2 separate regions of the Homo sapiens genome follow, and region 1 is linked to region 2. The links are chromatin contacts, found by Hi-C or POLR2A ChIA-PET in ENCODE. All regions are on one chromosome and are shown on one strand. The core of a region is the stretch at or near the end of the contact, and the rest is flanking DNA. Distances in the headings are between cores, read along the strand shown.

The links. A loop is a pair of places that touch in the nucleus more often than their neighbours do. ChIA-PET counts read pairs that join two places held with the same protein, here RNA polymerase II (POLR2A). Pooled maps may share reads with other maps.
Region 1: a map of CD8-positive, alpha-beta T cell shows a loop between it and region 2 (9-fold over the local background). The contact joins the promoter of RNFT1 here to the promoter of PTRH2 in region 2. A Hi-C loop is called at or near these places in 2 of 168 maps with a recorded cell type or tissue (CD8-positive, alpha-beta T cell and naive thymus-derived CD4-positive, alpha-beta T cell), 1 of 37 single-sample maps with no recorded cell type and 12 of 50 pooled maps. POLR2A ChIA-PET finds 5 or more read pairs at or near these places in 19 of 52 experiments (A549, CD4-positive, alpha-beta T cell, CD4-positive, alpha-beta memory T cell and 14 more).

What each region holds. Positions count from the first base shown.
Region 1 is chr17:59,963,245-59,966,203 of GRCh38, forward strand. It overlaps RNFT1 (ring finger protein, transmembrane 1), which reads right to left and starts at 1,496. Exons shown (of 9, transcript NM_016125.4): 1 at 1,364-1,496; 2 at 1-40. The coding sequence starts at 1,419. It overlaps RNFT1-DT (RNFT1 divergent transcript), which reads left to right and starts at 1,852. Exons shown (of 4, transcript NR_110815.1): 1 at 1,852-1,944. It also overlaps the pseudogene TBC1D3P1-DHX40P1. RefSeq lists a silencer at 1,437-1,566 and an enhancer at 1,597-1,866.
Region 2 is chr17:59,705,588-59,708,719 of GRCh38, forward strand. PTRH2 (peptidyl-tRNA hydrolase 2) reads right to left here and starts at 1,843. Exons shown (of 2, transcript NM_016077.5): 1 at 1,784-1,843. VMP1 (vacuole membrane protein 1) reads left to right here and starts at 2,067. Exons shown (of 12, transcript NM_030938.5): 1 at 2,067-2,161. RefSeq lists enhancers at 1,657-2,312, 2,113-2,172.

The DNA of each region.
Region 1 (2,959 bases), core at 246-2,745, 260 kb after region 2:
TTTCTCTGACCCAGATGTCTTTGCTTCAGGCCTCTGTCTCCTAAAAAATCAAATAAAAGATATTCTAAGTAAACAGGCAGTTAAATACCAGCAGTATATTCCTCACTGGGTATCCTTTATTCACTAAAGGAGTAGCAAATAATCACAACAGATGAATTTTCAGGTTATTTATCACTGGACTCCTCCCTTCTCCCTTAATGCCAAGGCTCTGCTGCCCTACACAAATGATCTTTTAGGGAACATTTGCACCAAAAAAAAAAAAGTTGAGCTGCAAATGCTTCCAGTTCTCTAATGGCAGAAGGCATCCGCAAAACAGTCATGAAGTATGGGTACCCAGCAGATGTTAATGAGCACCAGTCCTCACTGGGTACTCTGGTACATTTACTTTTCCCAAATGGTGCAGTTTCATCTCTGATGTAGATTCTACATCAAAGAAGTTTCATAAGGAAGAGTGAGCCAGTATTTTTTAATGGTTGGAAATGTTAGGAAAAAAAACAACATTAAATCTTAATGCCTTATTATCATCATAGGTAACTAATAATAAACACTGCACTTAGGTGACCTACAAATTAGATTTTCTGCTCAAGCAGCTTTCCCAAAGCTCATAAAGTTTCCAATAATTAATGGTGCCACCAATAATATTACCTCCCCGCGCAAAAGAATGTTACCTAAATACATTTAAAGCATAGATACTTTGGAGAGTCACCACGTAATTGCTAGGTAACTCTTTAGTCTGAATAAGCAGTTACACAGTCCGCCCAATAAAATGCCACCGTCGGTGGTGTGTGTATTACGGAGGGAGGGGTGTGAGGAAAGAGGACTCTAGCAGAGAAAGATCTCTCTAATAAATGATCCAGTGTGGACCTCCTAGAAACAGAAGAACAGAGTCGGAATCCCAGCTGACAAAACGCAGAGGCTATCCCACACTGCCGTGCTTTTCCCGTTTGTCTAGGAGGAGGCTAGAGTTAACGTCAGGGAATGTTCTGTGTCATTCTATTTCACTCCCAGGACTGAACAGTGGTGCAGTCACCGTGTCTGGCGGTTTGGGTTTCAGTGCTTTTCACTAAAGGCTTTCACCGAGGCCCCGACGCCACGGGTGTTATTTCGTCAAAACTGAAGAGCGACGTTGGACAGCAGGCTTTCAGTGTCTTTTCTATAAATAACATAGAACCCTCCCACTTTCCTTCATGCACAGACAAGAAAGAGGAGAAAAAAGGGAAGAAAATTCAACACAACTCTTCCGGAATCTCCGAGGGCAGAGTTCTCCACCCACGTCCGAGCCTCGAGTGCCTATTCTCCCCAGAGCCCCCTGCGCCGCGGCCCCTCGCCGCCTCCTCCTCTGCCCGCTTCCCCCAGGCCTAACCTCTCATGACCAGAAGCGGACGGAGGTGTCGGGAGCGACAGCAAGAACAGCGGCATACACCGCCTCCAGCCCTTCAGTCGGGGCCATCAACCGCAAACCCCGCAAGCTCTTCTCTCAGCCCGGCGGCAACGGCGGCGGCGCGCGCGCTCCCCGGACGTTCTCACGCGCGCGCGCGCGCCCTGCCCCGGCTCCACCTCCTAGCCCCGCCCCCGCACCGCGCCGAGTGGAGAGCTCACGGCTGCCGGGGTGTTTTGGCAGCGAGAACAAGCGAGCTGCGCCTGAGAACGGCCTTCAGGCCTGGCGCTAAATAATAAGTCGTTGTTATGTGTTATGTATTTATGTGGCATCCACCACACGCCTCCGAGATCCTGGGCGTTTTGAGGTTAAAAATGTTCAGGCTTGGAGAACCTACCCCTGGAGGAGTGTTAGGGTTTCCGGGCTCGGATGTCCGCGAGCTTGACGCCTGACCTAGTTGTGTCTGTCTGGGCGGTGACGTTTGGTCTGAGCTGACCTTTCCTCACAATCGTGAATTTGGGCTGTGAGGATCAGGCCTTGTCAGAACCCGAGATGAGAGGAGAGAGGTGCGGAGAGTCTGCGTGGGGTGGAAGTAGAAGTTAGAGTTGAAAAACCTGTCTTGCGTGGGGTATAGAGGACCCTACTGCCCTCAAAATAATTATGTTAATCTAAAACTGTTCTAAAATTAAAAGGTTATTAAGAAAACGAAGTTTAGGTCGGGCGCAGTGGCTCACACCTGTAATCCCAGTATTTTGGGAGGCCGAGGCGGGCGGGTCACTTGAGCTCAGGAGGTAGAGACCAGCCTGGCCAACATGGTGAAACCCGTCTCTATTAAAACTACAAAAATTAGCCGGGGGCGTTGGCTCACACTTGTAATCCCCGCTACAGATACTCGGGAAGCTGAGGCATACGAGAATCACTTGAACCCGGGAGGTGGAGTTTGTAGTGAGCCAAGATCGTGCCACTGCACTCCAGCCTGGGCAACAGAGTGAGTGAGACTCGGTCTCAAAAAATAAATAAATAAAATAAATTCTGTTAATCTAAAACTGTTCTAAAATTAAAAGGTCATTAAGAAAACGAAGCTGAGGAGGGGAGTGGTAGCTCACACCTGTAATCCCAGCACTTTGGGAGGCCAAGGCGGGTGGATCACAAGGTCAAGAGATCGTGGCCACATCCTGGCCAATATGGTGAAACCCCGTCTCTACTAAAAATACAAAAATTAGCCGGGTGTGGTGGTGCGTGCCTGTAATCTCAGCTACTCGGGAAGCTGAGGCAGGAGAATCGCTTGAACCCGGGAGGCGGAGGTTGCAGTGAGCCGGGATTAGCCACTGCACTCCAGCCTGGCAACAGAGCGACACTCCGTCTAAAAAAAAAAAGGTTTAGGCCTGGCGTGGTGGCTCACCCCTGTAATCCCAGCGCTTTGGAAGGCCGAGGCGGGAGGATCACTTGAGGTCAGGAGTTTGAGACCAGCCTGGCCAACATGGCGAAACCCTGTCTCTACTAAAAATACAAAAATCACCCGGGCTTGGTGGCGGGCGCCTGTAATCCCAGCTACTCGGGAGGCTGAGGCAGGAGAATCCC
Region 2 (3,132 bases), core at 593-3,092:
TTTTTAAAAATTTTTTATTTTTGTATGGACTTGGTCTTGCTATGTTGCCCAGGCTGGTCTGGAACTCCTGGCCTCAAGGAGTTGCTTGAGGTCGAGGCAGCAGCATCTCGAGTCCAGTTCAAAACCAATCTGGGCAACCCAGTGAGACCTCATCTTTACAAAAAATTTAAATAATTAGCCAGATGTGGTGCCACATGCCCATACTCCCAGCTACTCAGGGGATAAGGTAGGAGGACACCTCAGGCTGGGAGGTGGAAATTGCAGTGAGCCATGATCGTGCCACTGCACCCCAGGCTGGACAACAATGCAAAACCCTGTCTCCAAAAAAAAAAAAAAACCCAATAAGATCAAAAACAGGACAGTGAAAGTTCCAAAAGTTACCAAGTTTATTTATTATGTCCCATATCTCAATGGAGTGTCTAATCATAAAAATGCTAAAATTAACACATATTTTTGTTCTTTAGGATGTTCTAATCTCATATTAATCTGATCAGATTATCATCTAACTCCTCTAAAACAACATGTCTGTCTCTTTTTCTGTACACTTACGACAAGCGTATCAATAAGCCTAGTGCCTAAGACTAAGGTAAAACAAATAACCATTCTTTGTCTCATAAATAATTCTGGGCAATGACAGCAGAACAAAATAAGTACATCCTATAAAATCTTCTTCTTGGTGCCTTCTAATTCCCCTGCCTCAGTAAACCCATTTCAGTAGTGCTCTTGATCCCATTACCTCCTTCTGCACCATGCTCCACCCGTTAATCTTTTTTTAAGAGACAGGGTCTCACTATGTGGCCCCCTATGTGGCCCAGGCTGTTCTCAAACTCCTGGGCTCAAGCAATCCTCCTGTCTCAGCCTCCCAAAGTGTTGGATTACAGGCTGAGCCACCGCGCCGGGTCTGCAGTTTACAACCGAAAAAAACAAACAAACCTTTCCCAAATCTTCTCTGACCCTTAAGCCACTGCCCCACTTTCCCTGTATAACATATTCCCAGAGTCTAGTATGGTGCCTGGGGTATGTCAGTAAGGATTAATACCTCTCTAGTTAATCTCTTTGTGTGAAAAAGGGGGGAAATTTTTTCTTTCTTTTTTTTTTTTTTCTGAGACGAAGTCTCACTCTGTCGCCCAGGCTGGAGAGCAATGGAGCGATATCGGCTCACTGCAACCTCCGCCTCCCGAGTTCAAGTCATTCTCCTGCCTCAGCCTCCCGAGTAGCTGGGATTACAGGCACGCGCCACCACGCCGGCTAATTTTTGTATTTTTAGTATAGATGGGTTTTCGCCATGTTGGCCAGGATGGTCTCGAACTTCTGACCTCAGGTGATCCGCCCACATCAGCCTCCCAAAGTGCTGGGATTACAGGCGTCAGCCACCGCGCCCGGCCCCAAATTTTCGACTATATTCTTAGAAACCAATTCTTTCCACGCAGAGCTCGACAGCTCGAAACGCTGGGGATATTCATAAGTGCCCAGCTGAGGGTATGAGGCCTGCTCGCTATTTTATCAATTTCGGAGAGAGCGCATCGATACTGCCTGCCTGGAGGCTTTGCTGGGAACTAGAAATTCTGAGTCTTCCCCTCCCCAGCAGCCTGTTCCTTTCCTCCAAAGGACGGTTCGCAGAACAGGAACAGAGGGCTCAGCGGCCCCTGGGCGGAAGACAGTTTATAAAGGAGAAAATGAAGAAGGTGGGTAATGCAACGAGGTGAAAAGAAACGTTCCTACTGGCGAGAAAATGAATAATGATATTGGTCTCCTTCGCCCTGTAAGGAGCCAACCAACCTACCTACAGTACCTCCTTTCCTCACTCGCGCCTTCCCTTCTTCTGGGCAGCGAACACGTTTCTATCGCGTGAGCTACCTCTTCCGGGGTTCCTGGGTGACAAGTTCCGGATCAAGAATCACAAAGCGAGCAGTCATTCTTCCTCTTGCCACACCCACAGGGCCCGCACTAAGAGCCTAACTGAAATCCCGCGAGGATCAACCGAGCTCGCCGAAAGGAGGGAGGAACGTATCCCTTCTGGAGGCTGTCTCAGGGGGCAGAGGGACCGGACCGGAAGTGACGTGAGCGGGTTCCGGTTGTCTGGAGCCCAGCGGCGGGTGTGAGAGTCCGTAAGGAGCAGCTTCCAGGATCCTGAGATCCGGAGCAGCCGGGGTCGGAGCGGGTAGGTAAACTAACTCAGGGAATTGGGGACCGAAGCCTGAGGCTGTCCTCAGAGCTTGGCGTCTTCCGGAGCTCTCCCACTTAGGCATTGCGGATCTGGGGCACTGTGATTCCGACTTCCAGCAGTGTTTTAGGACGCTGCTGACTGGATGTCTCACCCTGGATGTCTCACGCTGGCGGTAGCCAGGTTATTTGGGACACCTTCTCATGGTTGGTCACCCGGACATTGAACCCAGACACCGGGCTGTTCGTTCTCCTCTCCGCGTACTTGGAAGCCTTGCTAGGCTTCTTTAGAGAACCTCTTAGTCCCGGGATGTCCAGGACCTTGGAGTAAGTGGAGAAGGTCTTCCCTGCTGATGACTGAGCTATTTCTCAGGATCTGTCAGTTTGGTTTTTGCTCTCCCGAACCTCTGGCGCATGATGCTAGATGTATTCGCTCCTAAACGAAATCCAGGCGTGCAAGTGCCATCTAAAGCTCTGGTGGTACAGGGTAGCCAAGGGAATGGGCCTTCGCTCCGCAGAGCCCTTGGAGAGGAACTTCTCAGATTTTTCACTGCTTTAATGAAAAAGAGTTGTCTGCCTTTCCAAACCCCTGAACCCCGACCTCTATATCTTATTACAGTGGAGGTATTTGCAGTAAAACGTGAAGGTCGACTTAATCTCTAAAATTCCAGAAACCATATGTGGCCCTGTGTCACACTGCTAGATTACTTATGACCTCCAGAAGATTTTACACAATCATCTTTTATTTACCTGCAACTCCATGTAAAAATCTAATAATACACGTAGACTGGCCACTGTTGATGTGTTTTGGCAGCATCGCTCCTTATCCTAATGTTAACGTCTTTCATTTCTACTTTGGGGCTTGTCAGAGATTTTTGTGGACAGATTACATTGATCATTTGAAGAAGCTTGTACAAGTGTTTCTGGTGTTGTCATGATAGAATTTAATATTCCAGTTGCTACTACCTA